Linked DNA regions of Homo sapiens: region 2 is linked to region 1. The links are chromatin loops, found by intact Hi-C in ENCODE. Cell type or tissue: adrenal gland. All regions are shown on one strand. Each heading gives the region's core, and the rest is flanking DNA. Links, peaks and the distances in the headings are about the cores only. Region 1 overlaps FNBP1 (formin binding protein 1). Region 2 overlaps FNBP1 (formin binding protein 1).

The links. Peaks named below come from ENCODE experiments on the same cell type or tissue, not always from the same donor. Only the 100,000 strongest peaks of a DNase experiment are listed, where the experiment ranks them.
Region 2: a loop joins it to region 1, with 2.2 times the contacts of the local background. A loop is called at or near these places in 79 of 110 quality-filtered maps.

The regions. Positions count from the first base shown.
Region 1 is chr9:129,891,322-129,898,494 of GRCh38, reverse strand. It overlaps FNBP1 (formin binding protein 1), which reads left to right. Exons shown (of 17, transcript NM_015033.3): 16 at 2,499-2,657. Among named protein-coding and RNA genes, the nearest start is that of MIR6855, 25 kb to the right of the region's middle. RefSeq lists a silencer at 5,111-5,405. In adrenal gland, for the core only: no CTCF peak of the experiment used is centred there; no DNase peak of the experiment used is centred there.
Region 2 is chr9:130,031,206-130,038,378 of GRCh38, reverse strand. All of the region lies in intron 1 of FNBP1 (formin binding protein 1), which reads left to right. Among named protein-coding and RNA genes, the nearest start is that of FNBP1, 8.4 kb to the left of the region's middle. RefSeq lists enhancers at 2,687-3,187, 3,110-3,189, 3,188-3,688. In adrenal gland, for the core only: no CTCF peak of the experiment used is centred there; no DNase peak of the experiment used is centred there; H3K27ac peaks cover 642 bases.

The DNA of each region.
Region 1 (7,173 bases), core at 1,057-5,056:
GCAGTTTGCAGTGTTTGCCAGAAGAGGGATACAGAGGAACGGGGAGGACAGGGGAGAATGAGGTCGCTTCCTTAAGGAAGTTTGGAGAACTTGCCATGGCATGGGGGGTGTGGCCAGAAATGGGTGTGGTGTGGCTGGAGCTTAGATGTCTTAAGTCCTAATAGTGAAATGTGGCACTAAAGAGTGGGAAGTGCCAATGGGGGCGAGGTAGGGAAACATCTGGGTTTTATGTGGCAAACATTGAGGAGCTATGGGAGGTCCCCTAGCAGGGTGTCGATGCAGTCAGAGCTGTACCTTAGGAAAGTCATCGTCAGATGTGTAGGATCCACTGGAAGACATGGAGGATGGTTAGAAAGACTAGCCCAGGCCGGGCATGGTGGCTCACGCCTGTAATCCTAGAACTTTGGGAGGCTGAGGCAGGCAGATCACCTGAGGTCAGGAGTTCTAGACCAGCCTGCCCAACATGATGAAACCCCGTCTCTACTAAAAATACAAAAATCAGTGAGGCGTGGTGGCGGGCGCCTGTAATCCCAGCTACTCGGGAGGCTGAAGCATGAGAATTGCTTGAACCCAGGAGGCAGAGGTTGCAGTGAGCCAAGATCGTGCCATTGTACTCCAGTATGGGCAACAGAGGGCAACTCTGTCTCAAAAAAAAGAAAGAAAAGATAAACTAGCTTAGTGTTTCTAAACCAATGAACCTTGAAACGATGTCCTGCAGAGCGTTAATAAGGAGGCCATGAAAGAAGCTCTCAGGCCAGGCTCAGTGGCTCACACCTGTAATCCCAGCACTTTGGGAGGCTGAGGCCAAGAGTTCAGGGCTACAGTGAGCTATGATCGTACCACTGCACTCCAGCCTAGGCGATAGTGTGAAACCCTCTCTAAAAAATAAATAAATAAATAAATAAAATTACGAAAAAGTTGCATTTTAATATAATGAATAAATTTTTAAAACTAGCAATCAGAGCTCAAGTAAGTTTGGGAAGCCCTGGGATAAATAAATTTTACAGATTTCTTTACTACAGGACTTTTCAGAGCCTTTAATAGACTAAATGTTCATTGTGACAAAATAAGAAAGACGTACCAGTTTAAACGTTCCCAGTTTTACTTCATATTCCAACCATCCCCCACCGTACCCTGTTGCCCTGTTAACAGCTCCCTAAACTCTTTGCCTTGCAGAAAACTGGGGGGTGGTGGGCAGCCTTTGAAATGATCCTAGCAGAAGGTCTTGGGGGCCTTGTTCAAGGAATGGATACAGAGATGCCGCCATTGACAAACTGCATATATTCGGGGCTGATCAAAAGCCAGGAACAAAAAGGAGAGGAAATCCAAGACGGCTCCCAGAGTTGCATTCCTGGGAGGACAGAGAGGTCTAGGGAAGTGGAAAAGCAGGAGGATATAGTTAGGAGGAAGAACAGTGAATCCAGGTTCATCTATGTTGTTTCAGGTGTTGGGGCCATGTCTAGGTGGCAGTGTGCTGCAGACAGTGGGAAAAGTGGAATCTTGGCTGCAGAAAGTACCAGAATGGAAGCAATATGTGAGGACAGTGTTTAAAGAGGAGCAGTTGGGCCGGGCGTGGTGGCTCACGCCTGTAATCCCAGCGCTTTGGGAGGCCGAGGCGGGTGGATCACCTGAGGTCAGGAGTTCAAGACCAGCCTGACCAACATGGTGAAACCTCGTCTCTACTAAAAATACAAAATTAGCCGGGCGTGGTGGCACATGCCTGTAATCTCAGCTACTCGGGAGGCCGAGGCAGGAGAATCACTTGAACCCGGGACAAGTGGCATCACACTCCAGCCTGGGCAACAGAGCAAGACTCTGTCTCAAAACAAACAAACAACAACAACAAAAAAATTGGGAGGCTGAGGCTGGTGGATCACCTAAGGTCAGGAGTCAGACCAGCCTGACCAACATGGTGAAACCCCATCTCTACTAAAAATAGAAAGGTTAGCCGGGTGTGGTGGTGCACACCTATAGTCTCAGCTGCTCGGGAGGCTGAGACAGGAGAATCGCTTGAACCGGGGAGGTGGAGGTTGCAGTGAGTTGAGATTGCACCACAGCACTCTGGCCTGGGCAACAAGAGCAAGACTCCATCCCCCACAACCCCCCCAAAAAATAACAGACAAAAGAGAAGCAGTTGGAGCCACGAGGGTACCTTTCTCCTGAGAGAGATCCAAGTGAGACAGAAGAAGACTAGAGAAGAGAACCAAAGATTTATCCAGTGAGAAATACTTACCATTCTGGGAGGGAGGAGAAAGAGGGCCCTGGAGGACTTAGAGAGGGTCCCTAGAGAGACAGAGGTAAGAACCTGGACATTTCTGTGCAGAAGGAGATGGTTTTGAGGCAGTGGGTGAGGGGTCCGTGCATCTGAGAAGGTCCGAGTGGGGTGAATTTTGTGTGGACTTCATCTTCGACGACACTTGTTTCATTGCGAAGGCCACTGTTTGCTTCCTCCCTGCATTTGCCAAGACATCTAACATATCCTGATATTGCTTTTTCAGGTCAGAATGAAGGAACGATTTCCGTAGTTGAAGGAGAAACATTGTATGTCATAGAGGAAGACAAAGGCGATGGCTGGACCCGCATTCGGAGAAATGAAGATGAAGAGGGTTATGTCCCCACTTCATATGTCGAAGTCTGTTTGGACAAAAATGCCAAAGGTGCTAAGACTTATATTTAATACCATAAAAAAAAAAAACTTAAAAAAAATGGAGTTGTTTCTCCCCACAACCATGACTGTTACAGGCAGTTCCTCAAGAGACTGGCTGGCAAGCACCATAATGCACGTTCTCCTGTAGTCTCACGTGGACTTCAGGGTCTGGGCACCTGAATTGCCTTGTCTAGTTTGGGCTGTAATCAAGTTTCACTTGCTGATGAAATTTTATGTGGAAAGCTGCCAACCGCCAACTTACAGCTATGTCATTCAAAATCTGATAAACATTTCTTCTTTTGGCGGTATCTGTAGATTAAAAAAAAAGTTGCATTGTAGCTTCTCATCTTTCTGAATTTAAAAGCCGGCACGCATCATGCAGGTGCCAAAGACTTCCCTACTCTTGTTTATATCTAGTATCCACCATACACTGAGCTACATTAGGTGGTTACAGATTGTAACTTAATAAACTGAACTGTGTTAGTTTGTTAAATTGTATACTCATTCACTTGGGAGGAAGTCACAAGTGAAATAACATCTCCTTCTTGACTAAAGCAGTAAATAAGATTCTTATATTGGCACCAAAAGTGTGTGTTTTTACTTAAACCTGGTCAGCATCCTTGGTAGGGCATCACGAGTACCCTGTTCCATCTACATGATCCCAGACAACCAGCTGAAATCTGGAAAAGTTTGGTGAATTGACCACTTGATTTTTACATTGCATTGCTGATTTTCCAAGTGTCATCAAATTGACAGGTTTTTGTTGTTGTGTTTGTGTTTTTGTTGTTGTTGTTGTTTTGAGACAGAGTCTGGCTCTGTTGCCCAGGCTGGAGTACAGTGGCTCACTGCAACCTCCGCCTCCCCCAGGTTCAAGCGATTCTCCTGCCTCAGCCTCCCGAGTAGCTGGGATTACAGGTGTGCACCACCACGCCTGGCTAATTTTTGTATTTTTAGTAGAGACGGGTTCGCTCTGTTGGCCAGGCTGGTCTCAAACTCCTGACCTCAAGTGATCTGCCTGCTTCTGCCTCCCAAAGTGCTGGGATTATAGGCGTGAGCCACCGCACCTGGCCCAAATTGACAGTTGATCAGATGTGCTAGTGCTGTTTAGATGGAGTTACTTAAAAGGCAGAGCGTGTCCCTGCATCAGCTCCTTTTGGCTGTGATTTCCTCTCACACTTGGTTCGGTTTCTGTTGGTTTTCCAAGTAGAGCTGCACTCACGCTTGCCCAGGTGGGGCTATAAAGAGAACGTGGTGTGGCAGCAAATGCTTCTCCCCACAGACACAGATCTCAGCACATTGCTGTTCAAAGACTTTGGGGGTTTGCTTTTGTTTTTTTGTTGTTGTTGTTTTTGTTTTGTTTTGTTTCTGCTTTTAATCATTGGCAAGGTTTGGATTTACTGGAAATTATTTTAGAATTTCTGGCTCATTTTATACAATTAACTGTAGCCAGAATGAAGTAAAATGTCTCACCACATCGAAAGGAATCTAGGCCACATGAGAATTTGCATTTTTAAATTGGCATTGATGTGGGAGGGGAGATAGTGAAGTTGGTCACATGCGTAGATGGTTGCCAGGCATTTCACTGTGCCCATTTCCAGAATCCACCCCGAGATCATAGACAACCCACTACAAATGGGTCAGAATGAAGGTGTTGGGTCAGATTCTCTTTTTATTTGATTTTGAAAATTATTTCCTTGTGTCCTTCCTACTTTCAAGTAGGAAATTAGCCCCTGCCTGCCTCTACATTGTGGGTTCATTTGATCAGCTCAAGTCCATTTAAAGCTGATTTTCCAAGCAGTAGCTGCACATTCGGGCTCTAGAACCTAGTAGGGGTTCTGGATGCTAGGGGCCGTGTTTCAAGATTCTCACAGCCAGTTAACCTTTATTTAGTGACAGCCTGATTTTTTAAAAAACTTTTTTTTTTTTTTTTTTTGAGATGGAGTCTCGCTCTGTCGCCAGGATGGAGTGCGGTGGCACAATCTTGGCTCACTGCAACCTCTGCCTCCTGAGTTCAAGCGATTCTCCTGCTTCAGCCTCCCAAGTAGCTGGGACTACAGGCGTGTGCCACCATGCCCAGCTAATTTTTTGTATTTTTAGTAGAGACAGGGTTTCACCGTGTTAGCCAGAATGGTCTTGATCTCCTGACCTCATGATCTGTCCACCTCAGCCTCCCAAAGTGTTGGGATTACAGGCATGAGCCCGTGCCTGGCTTTTTTTTTTTTTTTTTTTTTTTTTGAGACAGAGTCTCACTCTGTCACCTAGACTCAAGGGCAATGATACAATCCTGGCTCACTACAACCTCTGCCTCCCGAGTTCAAGTAATTCTTGTGCCTCAGCCTCCCCAGTAGCTGGGATTACAGGTGCCTGCCACCACACCCGGCTAATCTTTGTATTTTTTTTTTTTTTTAGTAAAGACAGGTTTTCACCATGTTGGCCAGGCTTGTCTCAAACTCTTGGGCTCAAGTGATCCGCCCGCCTCAGCCTCCCAAAGTGCTGGGATTACAGGGTGAGCCACCGTGCCAGGCCCAAATTTCTTTTGGATACTTTTGCTGGCATAGTATCAATAAAGCCACCCATCCCGACCCCAGGCCTCTTTGTAGATATTGCAGCAAGAAAATCAGCTGACCCTTCAACCACAAGGATCTGTTTAAATGAGCAGTAGGAAGTTTCCAGCTTTACCCAGTAAACAAGTGAATGGGAAACCTAAGGTATTAAAATCTGACCTTTCTATCCGATGACAAACTCATTTCCAGTCTGTGAACTCCTGGACAAAGCAAACTAACCACTGAAAAACTCGAAAATAGGGCAAGACGACATTAACCTTGTGAAAGTCTGCTTTGAAAAAAGGCATTCTGTCAAGCTGTGTATTTTTTTCTTGATTATTCAAATTTATTTCGTTATTCAAATTTAATTCAGAAAATAGCTCAGTTGGTTTCAGGGGGAATGGGGTGGGAGGGGTTTGGGCACATAAATTTATGATGATAATTTTAAATGTACGATCATTAAGTTGTATGCCTCAGTACTATAACAGGTGAATCTCTGTAATATTGACTAAACAGTTAAAAGATATTTTGTAAATTTCAGGTCCATCGCATCAATGCATGAAATATTAGAAAACCAAATTCCAAAGAATCAGGAATTTCCATTTCCACCCAAAGTATACTTTATTATCTTCTAGCAGTTGTCTGTTAATATAAAAGCAGCAAAATCTCAGCTACTTATATAATTTTCTCCTTTTATTTGAAAGTTACACTTAGAGATTAATAATATGTACAGAGAAGCTTTTCCTGCCTACTCTGTTTATAACTCTGTCCAACTTGCCCACAAACACTGCCCTCCTTCAACCCATCTGATGTGGGCAAAGCCACTGTTTTCTTAGGCCCATAACTCAGTGCAGCTGTTTTATTTTTATAATGCCGGTCAACCTTTTTGTGTGTGTGTGTGTGTGTGTGTGTGTGTGTGTGTGTGTGTGTGTGTGTGTCTACGATGTGCTTATTTAATAATTGCCAAAATATTTAGACTAGAGTAACTTCCGGTGGGTCAATTGGATTGTGACTTTCTTTTGTGGTTTTTTGGTTCTTCGATTGCTCTCTGTTAAATATTTTCATAATTCCCCCCACAGAATACGTGTGTATATACTGCAACTTAAAAACTAAAAGCAGTACTCGAATGAGTTGTTTTAATGTTGTACTTTTATCTGTTTGTTTTATGGGTTCTCCTGCTGCCTAATGACCTTTCTGTTTTTATAACTGCCGGAAAGCCGCGAAGCCTCTCGCATGGGGAGCTAGGTCCCCGCTGCGGCTCCGCACTTGAGTTTATTATAAACTCTGGGGTTCTGAGTAAGTTTTGTTTGAATACAGCAACATGATTGTCTCTTTCTATTCTTATCCTAAAAGACTCTGTCTGGCATCTTTTAGTTGTACCCTCGTATCTGCTTCTCTAATAAATGTTATATTTTTTCTCAGTATTGTGTATTTTAAGTGACTTTTCATGTTTCCAAGAAAATTATTCTGTGTAATATGAATATTTAACTCTTTCATCTCCAGTAATAGGGGATTTTCTAGCCCAATGCTTTTTTAAAAATTCTGCCTCCCACCCCTACCTCCTCCTTTAAATGATGGCACCTCCCCTGTTTCTGATCTTGCGTGCACTCAGGGCCTGAGAAGTCTGTGTTTCTTTTGTTTCTTTTCTCTCTCCTTGAGATGAAGAGCTTTTCACGGTTTATTGCGGAATGAATACAGAACAACAGGTTTTCCTTTTCACCAAAGATTTTACATTGTACTGCTGAAGAGCCAAGAGTTTCCTTCTGAGAGAATTGGACCTTCATGTTCCTTGTACCATTCTAGGAAATTGATGCATTTCTTTTCTTTTCTTTTTTTTCTGGAGTTGAATTCTCACTCTGTTGCCCAAGCTGAAGTGCAGTGGTGTGATCCTGGCTCGCTGCAGCCTCGACCTCCCTGGGCTCAAGCCATCCTTCCAACTCATCTTCCCGAATAGCCGGGACTACAGGCGCATGCCAACATGCT
Region 2 (7,173 bases), core at 1,347-5,346, 140 kb before region 1:
TGTCTTTTTTTTTTTTTTTTGAGACGGAGTCTCACTCTGTCGCCCAGGCTGGAGTGCAGTGGGTCGCACGATCTCTGCTCACTGCAAGCTCCGCCTCCCGGGTTGACGCCATTCTCCAGCCTCAGCCTCCGGAGTAGCTGGGACTACAGGCGCCCGCCACCACGCCCGGCTAATTTTTTTGTATTTTTAGTAGAGACAGGGTTTCACTGTGTTAGCCAGGATGGTCTCGATTTCCTGACCTCGTGATCTGCCCACGTCGGCCTCCCAAAGTGCTGGGATTACAGGCGTGAGCCACCGCGCCCGGCCGACTGTATGTAATTTTTTTTACCTGTGATTTTTAGAACCATGCCAGGCATATAATATACATTCATCTGTTGAATATGTTGACCCTGATCGTGGTGTGCACTTTCAAGAGGCAGCCGTTTGAGGATTGTCTACCAACTGTACTGGGAACAATGCCTGACTCTGTGTAGGAGTTCAATAAATATTTATTGGATAAATGAATAAATCCCTTTTTTTCCTTTTGTTTTAACATTTGCTTTTTAAAAATAATGGGAAGATAATTATAACACCTTTCTGCACTTCGGCAGTTGTAAAATATATATATAATTTTAGGTATCTTTTTGGAAAATAGACTATTTTTTAGAGCAGTTTCGGTTCATAGCAAAATTGAGAAGGTACAGAGATTTTCCATATCCTTTCTGCCCCCAAATACACACAGTCTAAGTACCTTTTTTGCCTTTAAAGTAGGGTTTGAAAAATTATCCCTTCTCTGTTGTTCATTCTACTTAGGCATGATATGTGTACATATCTTTATATAAGAACACTTTATAGTGTGTTGAATTTTTTTCCCTAGTGTGTCGAAATTTTAAACTAGTTTTTTAATCTTAAAGTAACAAATTATTAACAGTTCCAGGTATTGGATAATTATTACCTCTTCTTACTGCCCTTGAATGCTAAATTGGAGAACCCTATTAACAATCGTCCCTAGCTCTTCTACTGCTCTTTTTTCTTTTTTCTTTTTCGAGATGGAGTTTTGCTCAGTCACCCAGGCTGGCGTGCAGTGGCGCGATCTCAGCTCACTGCAACTTCTGCCTCCCAGGTTCAAGTGATTCTCATGCCTCAGCCTCCTGAGTAGCTGCAGGCCCCCACCACCATGCCCTGCCAATTTTTGTATTTTTCATACTAGAGATGGGGTTTCACCACGTTGACCAGGCTGGTCTCAAACTCCTGACCTCAAGTGATCTGCCTGCCTCTGCCTTCCAAAGTGCTGGGATTACAGGTGTGAGCCACCATGCCTGGCCTCTACTGCTCCTTTTTCTTTTTTTTTTTTTGAGATGGAGTCTCGCTGGGTTGCCCAGGCTGGAGTGCAGTGGCGTGATTTCGGCTCACTGCAAGCTCGGCCTCCCAGGTTCACACCATTCTCCCGCCTCAGCCTCCCGAGTAGCTGGGACTACAGGCGCCTGCCACCGCGCCCGGCTAATTTTTTGTATTTTTAGTAGAGATGGGGTTTCACCTTGTTAGCCAGGATGGTCTCGATCTCCTGACCTTGTGATCCGCCTGCCTCGGCCTCCCAAAGTGTTGGGATTACAGGCGTGAGCCACTGCGCCCGGCCTACTGCTCCTTTTTCTTAACCCTTCAGAGATTTCTGTTTGGGATGAACATGGCAAGACCAACAGGGGAGATAATACTCCCTGAACCATGGTGGGTAGGGCAGAACTGCTTCAGAAGAGAAACAAAATCAACTTAGTTTTGCCATCCTTACTTCTCCATGAGAACAAATTTTGCACATGTCTTTTCTGTTTAGTGGATATTAAAAGAAAACAAACCGTGGGAGGCCTGGAGATTTTGCAGTTGATATTTAGATATCAGTTTTGTTGCCCTCACTTTGTACATTAGACAGAATCCTGAAAATTTGTGTAAATTGCCATTTTGGTAGGCAAAACTGTACTTTAAGCACATAAAAGAGTTTTATAAGTGTCTATACTTACTATGTGAACACATTACAACTCATGCTTTACATTGGTGAGACATGGAAAGTGCTTCTTTGAAGGACTATTCAAGTATCACCCACTAAGCAGCTAAAGCTAATATTATGTTTCCTGCAAGTATTACTCATACTTGTTTCATCAACACCACCCACATTTAAAAATAAGGCTTTATTTTGACACTTAAAAATTGAAAGCTACTAAGAATACATGAATGCCCTGGGAAATTAATCTAATTAGATTTTAGAATGTGGGTGTGAAGTCTTCTGGAATTAGTGTTTATAAAGGAATATTTGTTTCCTGTTTTACTTGTACACTCATACTAGCTTGAGCCTAGTAATGTGTTTAGTTAAAAAAACTTTTTTTTTTAATGATGAGGCCAAATATGTGTATTATATTAGAGAGTAATTTGGGGGTATGTAAGTTTTTGTTTGTTTGTTTTTTGAGATGGAGTTTCGCTCTTGTCGCCCAGGCTGGAGTGCAATGGCACGATCTCAGCTCACTGCAACCTCCACCTCCCGGGTTCAAGCGATTCTCCTGCCTCAGCCTCCCGAGTAGCTGGGATTACAGGCGTGTGCCACCACGCCTGGCTAATTTTGTGTTTTTAGTAGAAATGGGATTTCACCATGTTGGCCAGGCTGGTCTCAAACTCCTGACCTCAGGTGATCCACCCGCCTTGGCCTCCCAAAGTGCTGGGATTACAGGCATGAGCCACCGTGCCTGACCTCTCTATTATCTTAAAGTCTCGAATGATTGTTATCATTACTGCCATTTATTGAGTGCCTACTATGCCCCAGGTGCTGGACAAAGTGTTTACATCCATCATCTTGTTTATTTGTTACAAGAATCCAGCAAGGTAACTACCATTTGTGCCAATATCCTGGAAGAAGAGGCTTAGATGGAGTCATTAGTACAGTTTTACTGGGGAGTAACACCTGTGAAGGGGAAAGAGTGGAAGCCATCAGATCACGATGCAGACCTGACAGAGTCCCCACCAGGCCAATGGGGAGCTCCAGAGCAGACACAAGAATCCTCTGGCAGAAATGGCTCGGCCTCTGTATCTCTGCCTTCCTTTATCATTGGCCAGAGGTCGTCCCAAGAAGAGGATGGCCTTGGCTGCCAGCTTGCTTAGTCATTGGCTGGGGGTGCTACAAGAAGAGATGCCCTCGACTCAAAAGATGAGGTGGACCCTAAAGGAGGCTGCATGCTAGCCACAGTCCTTGCAGCTGGGCAGCGAGTCATTTTTTGCCACTTCTCCATGTTGCCCAGGCTGGGGTGCAGTGGCACGATCTCGACTCACTGCAACCTCTGCCTCTTAGGTTCAAGTGATTCTCCTGCCTCAGCCTCCCAAGTAGCTGGGATTACAGGCACATGTCACCACACTCTGCTAATTTTTGTATTTTTTTTGTAGAGACGGGGTCTTTCTATGCTGCCCAGGCTGGCCTTGAACTCCTGGGCTCAAGTGATCCTTCCACCTTGGCCTCCCAAAGAGCTGGGATTACAGGCATTAGCCACTTGGCCAAAAACTGGATCTTCTGTGTTAGTAGTGCACAGTTCCCTTTATCCCCACCACTCACTCATATTTCCCCATCACTGCAGTAGATTTTGCTTTATAAAACAGTTGATGTTATTCATATTGAGAATCACTGAGAATCAATGACTCACACCACTAAATGCTGCAGAGCCAGCAGAAACAGTCATGAATGAAGCTCGTACTCAAGCAGATGCTTCATAGATGTCTAGTAATCTCCTAATCCTTTCAAAGCCAGTTATTGTTTCTCTTTTCTAATTTAAATAAATTTGTGTGGATATTAATTAGTAGGAGTAGTATCAAGTTTCTGAATTTGCCCAACAGAAGTATGTCTTGGCGAAAACTATTTTTAAGGAAATTGAGAAAGAACAAGGAGGAATACAGAGTCTCACTCTGTTGACCAGGCTGGAGTGCAGTGGCACAAACATGGCTCGCTGCAGCCTCAATCTCCTGGGCCCAAATGAGCCTTTCGCCTCAGCCTCCTGATTAGCTGGGACCACAGGTGTACACTACCACGCCTGACCAACTTGTTTTTTTTTTTTTTTTTGAGATGGAGTCTTGCTCTGTCGCCCAGGCTGGAGTGCAGTGGTGTGATCTCAGCTCACTGCAATCTCCGCCTCCCGAGTTCAAGCGATCCTCCTGCTTCAACCTCCCGAGTAGCTGGGAGTACAGGCGTTTGCCCGGCTAATTTTTTGTATTTTTAGTAGAGACGGGGTTTCACAGTGTTAGCCAGGATGGTCTCGATCTCCTGACCTCGTGATCTACCTGCCTTGGCCTCCCAAAGTGCTGGGATTACAGGTGTGAGCCACCGCAGCTGGCCTGTCTAACTTTTTTTTTTTTTTTTGAGACAGAGTCTTGTTCTGTCACCCAGGCTGGAGTGCGGTGGCGCAATCTCTGCTCACTGCAAGCTCTGCCTCCCAGGTTCATGCCATTCTCCTGCCTCAGCCTCCCGAGTAGCTGGGACTACAGGCACCCGCCACCATGACTGGCTAATTTTTTTTTTTTTTTTTTTTGTATTTTTAGTAGAGGCGGGGTTACCATGTTAGTCACTGTGTTAGCCAGGCTGGTCTCACTCTCCTGACCTCGTGATCCGCCCGCCTCGGCCTCCCAAAATTCTGTGATTACAGGCGTGAGCCACCGTGCCCAGCCCGGCCTGGCTAACTTTTTTAAAAAAGTTTTTTTTGTAGAGGTGGGGGGGTCTTCCTGTGTTGCCCAGGCTGGACTTGAACTTTTGACCTCAAGTGATCACCGGCCTCGGCCTCCCAAAGTGCTGGGATTACAGGCGTGAGCCACCATGCCTGGCCGACATTCAGGGTTTTAAAGTTTTGAGTCTTCAGGAACAAGAAACGAAACACTTTCTCTATTATCTATAGCAGAAGAAAACTTGGGACCTGTAAAGGAATCTCCTCCCCTTGTACTTCTATTTGCACAGCCAAAATTGAGAACGGGTTCCTGAAATCCATTTAAAGACCAGACAGGCTCTGGGGACAAACGGTGTGGGTGCTCCCAGTTGAGTGAGGCAGTGCTGGAGGGCTCAGCCTGGGTTGCCTTGCTTACCTAATCTAATATTTATTAGTATCGGGCAAGTCCTTGCATCTCTGTTCCTCGCTTTCCCAATCTATAAAGTATGGTATGATGCTTGCCTTTCTCTTGACAAGAAGGCATAAAGGTGAGAGATTGTTCGTAAAGTACTTTGAGGTTGTTGGATGAAAGGTGATAGGTAAACACAAATTATTATAATCATGGGGAAGGTTAATGAAAAAAACTCTGGTCCCTGGGAACAAACTGTAGAACTCTCCTGCGGTAAGCAGGATTCATGAAAAATGAGCTATTTTCTGTCCTAGCCTTCTGATTTAAAATTTGGTGTACATGTTAACAATACAATAAACCTAATATTTGGAAAATGCCTGGAAATCGTTGCTTTGGACAGGAAATCTGGATTTCAGGAGGTCATATTAATAGCATGTTTATCTTTTCCTCCTTGAAGAAAAATAAAATCCACTCCAAAACACTAATCATACTAATTTTTAGCAGTATACTTGGGCCTTCTTAAGATTTAAGTTTTTTCTAGGGGGAATTAATTTTCTTTGGCTATTATTACCACTTTAAAAAAAAAAAAGTTCCACTGAAGTCACATTATTTCCTCACCTAAAAAGCTGGATATTTGCTGCTTGAAACATCTAATGAATTATTCTGCCTATCAGCTTAGTTTGGGATTGATTTCTTCTTGGCAGAGATAATGAAGAGGTTTAGAAGTATTTGCATTGGAACAGATATGGAAATTTCTGGAAATGTTTGGGCAAGGACATTTAGATTTCATAAGTGTATATGTGTATGTAAAATATATTCTTCACCATGACTGACTTTTAAAATTTACATTTTACTTATTGGCCAGGCACGGTGGCTCATACCTGTAATCCCAGCATTTGGGGAGGCCAAGGCGAGAGGATAGCTTGAACTCAGGCGTTCAAGACCAGCCTGGGTAACATACTGAGATCCCATCTCTACTAAAAATTAAAAAATTACCTGGGCATAGTGGTGCATGCCTGTAGTCCCAGCTACTTGGGAAGCTGAGATGGGAGGATCACTTCAGACCAGGAGTTGGAGGCTGGCTGCAGTGAGCTGTATTTGTGCCATTGCACTCCAGCCTGGGTGACAGAGCAAGACCTTGTCTGGGAAAAAAAAAAAAAAAGTTTATTTTAACTTATCCTTAAAAATAGGCTATTTACATTGTTCAGTTTCAAAAGTAAGGTGTACGTGTGAAGTCTCCCTGTCATTCTAGGAGAGGTTTAGTTCTTGTTACGGCCATTTTTGGCAAGAGGAGTAGTGGTGGTAGTGCTCAGTGTTTATAACTTTGTACATAAAAGGAAACCAAACAAAATTGTAAAAATTTCATCAGGCCAGGCGCAGTGGCTCACTCCTGTAATACCAGCACTTTGGAAGGCCGAGTCGGGCAGATCATGAGGTCAGGAGTTTGAGACCAGCCTGACCAACATGGTGAAATCCCATCTCTATTAAAAATACAAAAAACTTAGCCAGGCATGATGGCGCTCGCCTGTAATCCCAGCTACTCGGGAGGCTGAGGCAGGAGAATCGCTTGAATCTAGGAGGTGGATGTTGCAGTGAACTGAGATTGTGCCACTGCACTCCAGCCTGGGCAACAGAGCGAGACTCCCTGTCAAAAAAAAGAAAGAAAGAAAGAAAGAAATTATTGTGTAATAAGGACTAAGGTAGGGTAACTCCATGGAAATGTGTACAGGAGTGTAACTCAGGTGGGGAAATGGCATCCAAGTGGAGTCCTGAAGGACTAGTAAGTTTTACAGGTGAAGTGGGGTGTTCAGAAGGGTGGAGGGGATCTGGACAGAGCCTTCCGGGAAAAGAAGGAGGAAATGGTATGTCCAAAGGGTCATGGAGGGCACAGAGCTCTCAAATGATGAGCAGGTGATGGAGTTGTAATAGGAGCCTGAAGAGGCAGACTATAGCTAAAAACCATGTGAGGACTATGACCTCACCTTGAGAGCATGGGAAATACCCTTGAACTGCTGAAAGCAGGTACCTATGGTGCCAGTTTTCAGTGTGGAGAAGGATGGAGAGGAGCTCGGTAGCTTCAGGCCACGCTGGGCCGATTGGCTGACTGGATTACTGGAGTGGGTT